Linked DNA regions of Homo sapiens: region 2 is linked to region 1. A link is a contact called in ENCODE Hi-C or POLR2A ChIA-PET data. All regions are on one chromosome and are shown on one strand. Each heading gives the region's core, a stretch centred on a gene start or an enhancer-like site at or near the end of the contact. The rest is flanking DNA. Distances are from core to core; before and after follow the strand shown. Region 1 holds the start of OR56B1 (olfactory receptor family 56 subfamily B member 1). Region 2 holds the start of OR52B2 (olfactory receptor family 52 subfamily B member 2).

What was found. Hi-C counts contacts between places; a loop is a spot of excess contacts on that map. ChIA-PET counts read pairs that join two places held with the same protein, here RNA polymerase II (POLR2A).
Region 2: a loop to region 1 is called in a map of mesothelial cell of epicardium, with 20 times the contacts of the local background. The contact joins the promoter of OR52B2 here to the promoter of OR56B1 in region 1. A Hi-C loop is called at or near these places in 1 of 168 maps with a recorded cell type or tissue (mesothelial cell of epicardium). POLR2A ChIA-PET finds 5 or more read pairs at or near these places in 1 of 52 experiments (OCI-LY7).

What each region holds. Positions count from the first base shown.
Region 1 is chr11:5,731,368-5,737,716 of GRCh38, reverse strand. It overlaps OR56B1 (olfactory receptor family 56 subfamily B member 1), which reads right to left and starts at 1,269. Exons shown (of 1, transcript NM_001005180.3): 1 at 1-1,269. The coding sequence starts at 1,200. The coding sequence ends at 226. It also overlaps a transcript of OR52N4 not described here. RefSeq lists a silencer at 3,352-3,552.
Region 2 is chr11:6,167,112-6,173,460 of GRCh38, reverse strand. OR52B2 (olfactory receptor family 52 subfamily B member 2) reads left to right here and starts at 3,135. Exons shown (of 1, transcript NM_001004052.1): 1 at 3,135-4,106. The coding sequence starts at 3,135. The coding sequence ends at 4,106.

The sequences.
Region 1 (6,349 bases), core at 20-2,519:
TGGCAGAAATTTCTTCCATATTCTCAAATATATTTAAATATTTAGCTTTTGTCAATATTTTAGGCTACTGTGATTTTTTGTATCTTTTCTGAAGCTTTCACAATTATTTACATACAAATATAAAAAGGGAATCCCAAAGGTATTCACTTACTCATTTATCCTCTTTGAAATTTTACTATCCAGTTTAGGAGAAGCTGAGGTTCATGTACATCATGGAGAAGGTCTCTAAGATCTTATTTCTTTTGTAAGGGCAAACAGCACCTTTTGGAAGGCTGCCCTAAGTTCTTTGGTCTGAAGTGCATAAACTGTAGGGTTGAGGGAAGGGGGGATGATGTTGTGCAACACATTAAGTAGAACTGGAATCAAAGTAGCCTTCATCTCTGTCAGATGAGTCACTGAAATCACTACAACAATAGTGTAAAAGAAAAGGATGAGGGTGAGATGTGAACTACAAGTGCTCAGGGCCTTGGCTGCAGCTTCAGCTGAGTTCAGTCTAAGTACAGAGTACAGAATCAAAATATATGACAGTATAATAAGACTTAGATCACTCCCCATTCCAAGCCATGCCAGAACCAACTGGCAAATGCTGTTTGGCCTCCTGTCATCACAAGCCAGGCTTGTGACCCCAAGGTTAGAGCACAGGCAGTGTTCAATTTCATTCTTGGAGCAATAATCACGCTGTGCTGCAAGCACAGGCACTGGAGTGACAAATAAGCCATTTCTCAGCACCATGAACAGGGTAGCTTTTAAGATTAAGGAACTGGTGACAATTGATGGATAGCGAAGAGGGTGACAAATAGCCACATATCTATCAAAAGCCATGCAGAGTAGGATACCAGACTCCATGCCCACAAAGAAGTGAATGGCATAAATCTGAGCAAAGCACTCAGGGAGGCTAATAACCTTGGCATCAAACCAGAAGATGGCCAGGATCTTAGGGATGATAGTAGTGGCCAGACCCATGTCTACCATACAGAGGATGCCAAGGAAAATATACATGGGCTGCTGTAAAGAAGGGTTCTGCCAGATGATGATGAGGATGAGGGTGTTTGCAGCAAGTGCTGAGAGATACAGTAGTGCCAGGGGCAGAGATAGCCAGTGTTGCCAGCTGTGAATGCCCGGGAATCCCAGCAGGATGAACTCAGAGACCTGGAATTTGGAGCTATTGGAGATTTTGAGAGATGCAGACATATGATTCATGATTCAACATGAATTTCAAATCTCTATTTGTATTGTTCTCAGTTATCACAGGTTGGAACCACCACAGAAATAAAATTGTAGTATTTTTCTAAGCCTTTCTTCATCTCTTTAGAAATTATATAGATTAAATGGATGTGCTTGTTTTCTTCATATTTATCTCAGTGTTACTTGACTTGATGCAGAGGTTTATTAACTAATAATAACTAGATTTTTTAAATGAAGAATTATGGGAGATGAAATTTATAGCTACATCATTTCAAGTTGATATAGATGTCCATTAACGTCTTACATAGCCTTTCAAAATTTTGATATCATGGACTTGTAAAGGTTTCCAGAAATAAATTATATTGAGGATTTGGGGATAGTTTTCTTTCATGTTCTATTTTGTATGCACTTCTGAGGAGGTTGCAAAAGAGTAGCTTAAAAGGAAGTTAGTGATTATGGCTGAATTTCTCCATATGAGAAGTCATATAATGAAGACATACCTTAGTAAGTTTTTTTATAGTTGAATCTTAGAGAACCTATAAAGACATAAATACAGGATTTAGGTAAAACTAATAAGAAGCTTTTAAAGATTCCTGTGATAACAACACAATATTAGATCAACTCTATTCATTTTTTAGTGAATACAGGCACAATGTTGTACAGCTGGTCTCTAGAACTTATTCATCTTGTACAACTAAAACCTTCTAACCATTGAACAGTAATTTTAACTTATTTAACAAACAAGAATTATTTGTCCATAATGTTGAAGGAATTGCCATTCAATGCTCAAAAATCATGGTTAAAATTAGACTCATTATCTTTTCTACAACTTTGTTGTTATCCATTTACTTTTTATTCTGCATGGTGGCTCGACCAGACAAGCTTGAATCTAGAAAACTAACCTTCCCTTACTGCAAATAATTGCTTATCATATTGTTGATTTCTTTTCTTTACTTCATTCATATGCACTCTTTTTTTTCAGTATGCTTTCTGCAACCTGCCTGGAGCAAATGTTTCTGATTTTCCATAATTCTTTCTTTCTGCTAGCAATCTGATCTTTCAGACACTGGTATTCCTTTGCTTAAAATAATTCATGGTTTCACATTTTCTTTCAAATACAATACTTTATTATTACAATCCTTTATTTATTTACCATTTATTATTTATTTACTATTACAATCCTTTATTTTGCATAAAACACTCTCAGATATGACTCAAACCGAAGTGAATATAATCTCTTGCTTTGAACTTCTTTGTATTTTACACTGCAGATACATATAATACTTACTCTATGCTAAAATTAGTAATTTTTCAAGGCATTTTATTTCCAATATTTTTGCCATGGTGGAAGCTATTGCAGGTTTATGAGCAAGAAACAAAAACTGGAAAGCTATGTTCAAAGGTTAAAATGTTATTTTTAATATATTAGTTATGGGTTGATTTTTGATATAATTATTGTTAAATACCAAAAAAATCTGGAAGAAAATAAAATTCTTTTGTTGTATCAATTCTTATTAAAAACTAAATGTATTTCCTTTCAGAGGTTTCTTACTGCCTGTATGTTTGAATAAACATATACTCCCAAATGATGGAGTAAATCATCCTTCTTTAATGGTGAATGTAATTTGATAAAGAGTAAAATTATCTAAATGTATCTACAGAAAATTTCAATGACTAAAGAGCACAAGCAATAATGGAGGTAAAGCTAGTTTGACTTTGAGCTTTTAGAGGAGAATTCTGAAGGGGTTCAACACAATAGTTTTATCCTGGATGCGTGGAAGTATGTAACCCATTTGATGTACAAGGCCTGGCATTTTTACTTAATACTCATTTATTACTTTACATCCTAATATCACATAACATTTTATCTTTGATGTTTTCTCTATTAAAATTTTTTTCTGATTTGTATATGTGTGATACAATTAAGAGAAGTAGTATGTTTGAGCTCACAGAAAAAGAATTGTTTTTAATTTTTTTTACAATTATATTCTAGCATGACATAGAATACGATTCTGCTATATAAAACAGTTAATATATTAACCCTGAAGATAATCTGGCAGTGTTGTTTTTTGATTACAGACAAGGTAACTTCTAGTGCACCATGTGAGCCTTAATATTTTCTAATTCTGACTTCAACCTTTTTTGGAAAGGCCCTCTAATCCTCTATATGCTACTAAAACAGAGAGAAATGTCAATCTTTTTGCAGAATGTTGACAAAACAACATAATGTTTAGGATAAGCCATTGAACTCTCTGGAATTTAGCCAAAGTGACCATGAGAAGATTTTATCACTTACCTTGCTTATGAACACAGACTCACAGTCTGGGATCCTAGGCGTGGCAGAAGTTTTCTACTGGGCAAAGACAGAACTTTATGAGAAAGATGCTTTAACACAAGATAAAAATGTGTTGTCAGCTAAGATGTGGCACAGAAATTATAAACTTCTGAAATTTATGGAGAGTAGTAAAGCAGCTCAGTGACCTAAGCATAATAGATCTCATTTGCAGACATGATGAAAGACCTATAGAGAAAGCTGAATTCCTAGGATGTTAAATCCCACTAGAATAGAAAGCAGATTAACTCAAAAACATGTATCCTATTAATGTAACCTAAGAATTTACATGAATAGAAGAATATCTTCATTTATTAAATCAAAATGGACCTATAAAGGTGAGAAATTTTAGAGTGTTTGAATGGTTTTTAAGCACACAAACTCTGGGTGTTCTAAATTCTGTGGCTAGGAGATTTATTTAAACATTTTTAAAGGAGAAAGCTTTCATTCAAAAATACATATTTAGTTCTGTCTGTGTTTGAAAAACATGTTAGGCATAAAGTGATCAATAGAACAGTCATCGTTCCTGTTCTCATTGAAATTGTGGTCTAGTTGAGGTGGGGGGAGAGAATAATAACAACAAAATCAAGCAAATATATAATAATAGACTGGGATTAGTGCTTTAAAGCAAAAGTACCAAGTGATAAGAGTTCACATGAAGAAAAAAATAATCTCTTGTTGTCAGAGAGGATATCCTGAAAAAATGTTTGTTCTGAGGGCAATTGTTTGAGTAGAAGATAACTATGGTGTGTGTGTTGGGGTGGGGATAAAAAAGACTTTTTATCCAGGAATCTTTGAATGTTAAAATGAGAGGGATCAAGGCATAGTCAAGGTAACAACAGAGTGTTACAACAATGTGTCTGGTAATCTCAGTGTAACAACAAGGTAACCTCAAGGTGACAACAATGTGTCTGGAAACCTCAAGGTGTGGTGGAACATGGGAGGTGATGTGAGATGGTGCTGTTGAGGTCATAGTGGTCAGATAATTTTAAGCAAATTTATGCTAAAGCAATATGGAGCCACTGAAAAGGTTTAGGATAATTTAGGCATGGCAGCAATGTGAAGACCAGATTGTACATGGCAAGAATAAATATAAGTAAGTTGGATGAGCACTGACAACAGTACTTCAAGGGTGAGACAGCTTTATTTTAAGCTATGAAGATATAGAGAAATGGATGGATATAGAAGTTATACTGGATGTAAATTTTATAATATTTATGACCCCAAAATAACTCTAAGTTTCTCATACATGCACTGGAATGGAATATGTCATTCATGTACCTAAGGATGACTGGAGAAGAACCAGATTATAAGGGAAGAGAATGAGTTCAAATGAGGTCATGACCAATATGAGGTGCCTACCTTTGAAGCATCCAAGAGATTATTATTTAGCAAAGAGAGGAAAAAGTAGTTCCAGAGAGCAAAGGAACAATTTGAGAAAAACTGGAGTGACTAGTATTTTATTTGGAAATTACTGGAATATTTGAATTAATGCTATTAGCACAAATAGATGTTTTAGCAAGTGAGGATAGTGACAGAAAGAAGGTGGTCTAGCATGTAGTTTCTAGAAACTCATCATGATGTCTAGGTAAATGTTGAGAAAGAAAAAGAGACCGAAAATAACCTATATAGGAAAAGACAGATTGATTTTTAAAGAAGAAGGCAAAGAAATTGATTCATAATTTTACTGTACTGACAGATCTAATGAAACATAGTTTAAAGTAATATTGATGGATTCAGTCTCTTGGAGGTTACAAATGACTTTTTGAAAAGAACTGTCTATTTTTGGAGTGCATAAGAAAAAGTCATATTGGAGTGGGCTAAAGAGTAAGTTAAAGGCTAGGAAATAGAAAAATTTATGCACATAACATTTTAAAGAAGTTTGTACAAACAAGAAAATGTAGGGCAGAAGTTGGAAGTTTAGAGTTGGAAGTTGGGGTTTAGAGTAATTTGTAGTAGAAAGTAGAATGGTGGTTACCAGATGCTGAAAAGGATAAAAGGTGGGGAACTGGGGGATGCGGAGATGTTGACCAAAGTGTATAAAGGTTCAGTTAGACAGGAAGAGTAAATTTTCAAGAACTATTGTACAACGTGGTGACCACAGTCAATAGTAATATATGGTATGTTTCAAAATTGCGAAAGAATAAATGTAAAATGTTCTTACTGCAAAAAAAATAACTTTATGAGGTGATAGTTATGTTAATTAGACTGATATAATCATTCCACAAAGTATACATATATCACAATATCACATTGCATCCCTTATATATATTAGTCAATTAAAAATGAAAATATACATCAAAAATAAAAATTAAATTTTAAAAAGCATTTCTTGTTTTAAAATCGGGAAAAATAATGCATCTTTGGAGGTTGGTATGAACTATTTGGTAGAGAGAAAAATAGATTGTTGATAAGTCAGAGAGAATTGGATAAATAAGAGCATATGGTTGCTGAAAAAAGGAGGGGTGATGAGAGCCACTTTCCATGGCTCACATGGCAGGGACCTACCTCAAATTGGAAGAATGGTACCTGTCAATTAACCTTAGAAAATGTGGTTAAATGTTTGCCTATGTAGGTAGGTGTGATATAATACATTTGTTATGTTTAGTTAGAGGAAATTAAGAGCTACCATTTGGTAATGTTTTAGGGAAATGTTTGGACCAAGAACAGGAAGGAAGCTGCAGATTAATGAGAAACTTATTTTTAATGTAGAGAAAAGGCTTACAATTCTGAGACGTACACAACAATTCTGGAGGTGCCAGAAAACCCTTTACTGTATTACATCAAATAATAATTCGATATTATCACAATTCTTGCCTCCCCTGCTGGTTT
Region 2 (6,349 bases), core at 1,886-4,385, 430 kb before region 1:
ACTTCCTTCATTCCTTTTCCTCCTCTTTCTTCCTGAGAAAGGAGTTTCCTTTGGTCATATTTGGATGAAGAATAAGACTTTAATGTTGCTAAATATTCATTAAGGTGTTTTGCCTACTGGAAAAAATACAAGAGAATGATGGCCAAACAGAGGTAATAATGATGATGATGATGATGATATAAACAAGAATAGTAACCTACTTTTCTGAGCACTCAATACAAACTTATTTAATCCCCACAATTACCACATGAAGTTTTTTTTGGTATCCACATCCTTTTTTTTTTTTTTTTTTTTTTTTTTATATCAGGGATTCTTTTTTTTTTTTTATTTTTTTTAATTTTTTTTTTAATTTTTTTTTTTATTATACTCTAAGTTTTAGGGTACATGTGCACATTGTGCAGGTTAGTTACATATGTATACATGTGCCATGCTGGTGCGCTGCACCCACTAACGTGTCATCTAGCATTAGGTATATCTCCCAATGCTATCCCTCCCCCCTCCCCAGGTATCCACATCTTACAAATAAAAAAACTGAGGCATGCAGAAGTAAAGTGACTTGCCCAAGATCTAGTTAGTTAGGGAAGAACTGGGAAATGAATGCAGAAAGTCTGGCTCCGGAACTTAATATCTACACCTTCTTTGTTGTGTTCTTTCCCAGCTAGCTTGGCTCCTGCTCCATCTCTACTATTCTGGCTCTTTTTTTTCTCGCTCAGCTGGATGTTCTCTTGGGAGCTCTGGGAGGTACTTCTGGGAGACGTTGGATATTCCTCTTTTTGCCTGTGAGTTTCCTTTCTTCTCACCCTTAACTCTTTCCTAAATGAGGCTCGAACGCTCCAAAGGTGCTTGACAGAGGAGCAGCAGGGCTTTGATGGAGCTCTAAGACGCCACTGGATAAAATGAAAGTCCTTCTTTCCATGGGCAGTAACCTCCTTTCCAGGACCTCATTAACAGCCATCTAGGCCTCATTGCCCCTCTCTCCACCCTGCCTTTGGTACTCACTGTTGGAGTGATAAAACATCACAGAGTCATAAGCAGAGAGCAGACTTGTTTTGATGAGGACGTATATCAGGTGTCTTACTGTTTTATTGAGAAGGAGTATGTTAATAACTGGAGGGGTTGGGAAAGTTGTGAGAAAATAAATGTCCAATAAATTTCCTCCTAAGGAAAATGAATTTGTTTTTTTTGCTGGGGCTTTTGCTTGTATAAATTTGAGTTCAATACTTTAAAATAGAGCCAGAGCAGTGCTACTAATGACTTCTTCTCTGTGCTCATTCCAGCAAAGCTCAGCCTCTCTTCTAAGTAGAAGTTGAACATACATATATACACACGCACATATATATATACATATATGTGTACATATAATATGTATTTTATATATATACATATATGTATATATATATATTTTAAAGAGACAGAGTCTTGCTCCATCACCTAGGCTGGAGTGCAGTGGTGCCATCATAGCTCATTCACTGCAGCCCCAAACTCCTGGGCTCAAGAGATCCTCCTGCCTCCGCCTCCAAGTAGCTGGGACTACAGGTGCGTGCCACCATTCCCGGCTAATTTTTAAATTGTTTTGTAGCGACAGGGTCTTGTTATGTTACCTAGGCAGGTCTTGAATACCTGGCCTCAAGCGATCCTCCCATCTTGGCCTCCCAAACTTCTGGGATTATAGGCATGAGACACTGTGCCTGGCCCAAATATTTAAAATATACTGACTTGAATGCTGTCAGATTATTAGCCTGCCTGCGGCCTTTACTTGTCTGGATCTGGCTCTATTCCCTTCCTTGTACCCATCTGGAGTCCCATTGCTCCCTCCCCACAGCCCACTGTGCTCTGAGAAAGTTCATTTGCATAGAGGCAGAGGGATGGACTAATAAACTGAGGATTTGATTCCTTTGCATCTCTTCTTTGGGGCCCTCTGAATACCATTATCAGAAGATCAGTCTAGTGTTTATTTGGTACCTTTATAGTTCTGATTCTCTCTTTACTGTCTCTGTGGTCCCTTTTCTTCATGTTCCCTTCTAGATTCTTAATCATACACTCTTTCCCTAGTCCTAATAGCTGACAGATAGTTCAGAACTTCAGAATGAAACAAATATTACCTGAGTGGCAGGCAAGCCAAGAAGGGCTCTATACTTAATCCTTCTTGGCAGCAGGGAAACATGGTTCCTTCTGAGCGTTGGGGAACAGTGGGGTGGGAAGAAGGGCAGTATTAGTGGAGTCAGCAGAGTTTACAGGTGGGCAATAGATTGATTTCTTTTGCTCAGAATCGTTTTCCTGGGGGGCTTCTACAGATAAGGAAGCCCAGACATAACCAAGAGGCTCCTGTATAGAAATATTTGAGGAGGAGCATGAGAAGTCCATGAGGAGCTGGTGATGAAAATTGCCTGTCTCAGTTTCATTGGCTGCCCCATTGCTCACTGCATTAGGGAAGATATGAATCTGGATCAGAGTGGAGAAATGTACCCCTCTAGGCTTCCTCTGGATTCCCACTTGATACTCTACTCCCTTGCACAAGGGGCCAGAGGTGCAAGTGTCCTGTGAAATGTTCAAGGCAATAGCCAGATAAACTTAATAGGATTAAATATAACCCAGTTAAAATATAGTTTAGTTAATAGTTTTTTAGGAAGGAGATATATTGCTATGAACACAGACCATTACAAAGTGGTATGTCTTGAGGACTTATTTTAAGGTTAAAATTTTGTTAAACAGAAGTAGAAGGGGAGGGAAATTAAAGGTAAATGCAGAACAAAATCTTGGGGAAAGGGACAAGTACAACACAGGTAGGTGGAAAATGCTGCTTGTGTGGAAATAGTAGAATGAGGTCAGAAAGGGAGAGTGAGGCCAAACTCTGGGGGCAGGGTGGTTGCAGGAAGGTGCTGCCACTTCTGTTCATACTTGAAGCATTATTGCCACAGAAGCTCTATCTGCAAAGGAAGCACTATGGGCCAGAAGCCATTCCTATACCAAGTGAACATTCTCTGGGAGTACTTGCTGCTGGAGAGTCCAGCAATTTAGAAATCCATGCTGTCTTTTATGATATTTATACATATTCGGGAGTGCTTTCTGTTTCTATCACTTTCAGTAGACTCATCAGCTTCTAAGTCATTATAGAGAGGACCATAAAGTGCATCATGAGTCACACCAATGTTACCATCTTCCATCCTGCAGTTTTTGTCCTTCCTGGCATCCCTGGGTTGGAGGCTTATCACATTTGGCTGTCAATACCTCTTTGCCTCATTTACATCACTGCAGTCCTGGGAAACAGCATCCTGATAGTGGTTATTGTCATGGAACGTAACCTTCATGTGCCCATGTATTTCTTCCTCTCAATGCTGGCCGTCATGGACATCCTGCTGTCTACCACCACTGTGCCCAAGGCCCTAGCCATCTTTTGGCTTCAAGCACATAACATTGCTTTTGATGCCTGTGTCACCCAAGGCTTCTTTGTCCATATGATGTTTGTGGGGGAGTCAGCTATCCTGTTAGCCATGGCCTTTGATCGCTTTGTGGCCATTTGTGCCCCACTGAGATATACAACAGTGCTAACATGGCCTGTTGTGGGGAGGATTGCTCTGGCCGTCATCACCCGAAGCTTCTGCATCATCTTCCCAGTCATATTCTTGCTGAAGCGGCTGCCCTTCTGCCTAACCAACATTGTTCCTCACTCCTACTGTGAGCATATTGGAGTGGCTCGTTTAGCCTGTGCTGACATCACTGTTAACATTTGGTATGGCTTCTCAGTGCCCATTGTCATGGTCATCTTGGATGTTATCCTCATCGCTGTGTCTTACTCACTGATCCTCCGAGCAGTGTTTCGTTTGCCCTCCCAGGATGCTCGGCACAAGGCCCTCAGCACTTGTGGCTCCCACCTCTGTGTCATCCTTATGTTTTATGTTCCATCCTTCTTTACCTTATTGACCCATCATTTTGGGCGTAATATTCCTCAACATGTCCATATCTTGCTGGCCAATCTTTATGTGGCAGTGCCACCAATGCTGAACCCCATTGTCTATGGTGTGAAGACTAAGCAGATACGTGAGGGTGTAGCCCACCGGTTCTTTGACATCAAGACTTGGTGCTGTACCTCCCCTCTGGGCTCATGAATCTTCATGTCCAGCTCCTTCAAGGAAGCTAGATGTGAAATACAGAGATTTCCTGGACTGAGAAGGCTTTTCTTCCTCTTCTTTCTATTTCATCTTCCGCCCCCAACTTTTCTTTCTTTTCTCATAATTCTTCCTCCTTCTCTTGTTTGTTTTCTCTAACCTCTTTACATATTCCTCCCTACAACCCAGAAATAATAACTAAGTGTACATGCCTCTGATATGAGGCTTTGGTACCCTCAGTAGACTAGATAGACGCCAGAAGCGCAGGGATCTGAACACCACATGAAATGAGGTTATAAAGAAGTGGATAAAAATAATTTTATATTTACCATTTTAAGGGGTTTTAATTTTTTAAAAAAATCCCAAATGTGCATTGATTCTTTGTACAGAATCAAGTGGCCTGCCACCCACTACCACAATGGCAGGTGAGTTTGAGGAACAGCCATGCATGACCTTTGGTCATCTGGAAAAACTTCCTTTCCTTCAAATTTTAGTTCAAGAAAAGTTGAGTCTTTTCTAATTTCTCCAGGCAAGCCAAGGGTCCTATGTTTGCATGTCTAGTGTATCTTGTACAAATCTCCAAATGTGCATAATAAATTGTAATGTAATGAGTTGTTCATTTATTTGTACCCTCAATTGACTGCAAACTCCTTGAAATCAGAAGAGTGTATATTATTCATATTTGTATCCCCAATGCATTACAAAATGCCTGACACATACTACATTTTTGAAAAATGAATGGGAGCGCAATTATCTCCTTGAGATCAGAACAGGCATCTCTATGGTACACTGAAATGACCAGCTAAATTATTTCACAAAACCAGTGATTAGTAAATCAGCTCCTCATGAAGGCAGTTTGGCATAATTGAGCCAAATCAACTGCTGATTTGCAGTACTTCTCTCTGCTGTAACTCAGGGACCAGCGAAAAGACAAAGTAGGAGGAAACAGGGTACTCTTGATTCTCTCTTATATCTAGTTTTTGACCAGACCCAGAATTAGGAATTATAGTACATTGTTCATGGCCAGGTTGGCAAAATTGGAGTACTCTCTTGGGATTCACAGTCTCAACTCTTATTCTTTTATGCTTTTCCAGAAAAGGTCATGTACACTCATTTCTTTAGCCACCACCAACACTAATGAGTCCCATATCCCTGTCTCTAGTCTAAAGCTCTCTTTTGAGTGTTAGACACATAAATCCACCTATTAACTGGTTATTCTTCCTAGGATGTAGAACTCCCACTCCACTTTTCTTCCTACATTTCATTTCTTGGGAACTAGATTATGATGATCCCATCAACTTCACTGAGCTGGAAACCCTATAGTCTTTTTCAACTTTCTCCTCTTAGGGCTGATACTCAAAAAGTTATTGGTTGATATTTATATTGATTGTACCACTAAATAAGTATATGGATAGTATTTGGACTCATATCAGGACTCAAGTCTTGTCATCATCATTTTCTAGCTATGCGAACTTGCACAGTTTGTTTAACATTTTTGGTTCTCAATTTTTAAATCTATAAAATGGGTACTTTATAGGTTACCTTCACAGGGTTATTTAGAAGATTAAATGAAATAAACCTTATGACTATACTTAACATAATCTTTAGCTCATAGTTTCTGAGAAATATTTTGTTAATACTTACTAGTATTGTTAGTCTTTTCAACACTGCCTATACAAATTACTTATGACTTTTCTCATCTTTCACTTCAGATATTGCATTACTTTCTTAGCTGAGATCAATGTTTTCAATCTTTTACGCATTAGCCTAAACTATGAAATGACTCTACATTAAATTTTCTAAAAGACAGAGCTTATCAAGGCACTTTCTGTCAAATACTTTGGAGGGTTTTTCATTAATTACAGAGAGTTTTCCACAGAATATTCTGTAGCAGTAGATATCAGATATAAATAAATGTTTTATTAAAAAGTTTCATGGTCAGATAATTGTGGAAAATGCTGATATTCTGTGAGTCATGCACATGGCTGTCCAAGAGAAAGTTAGAGTCAGCAGTGTTCCCCACACTTCTGTGACCGTAGATATCTATATCAATGTCCACATAATTTTGGCATAATTTTGATAAGCATATAAATTTACATCTGTAAAATAAACTAGTGTTCCATTAGACATAGTTTGGAAATCACAGGACTACATAGTAAGTTCTAAGCTAAGCATTAATTTAATAATCTTGTCCTAACTTATTTTCCATCTCTATCACAAAACATACTACATAATAACACAAA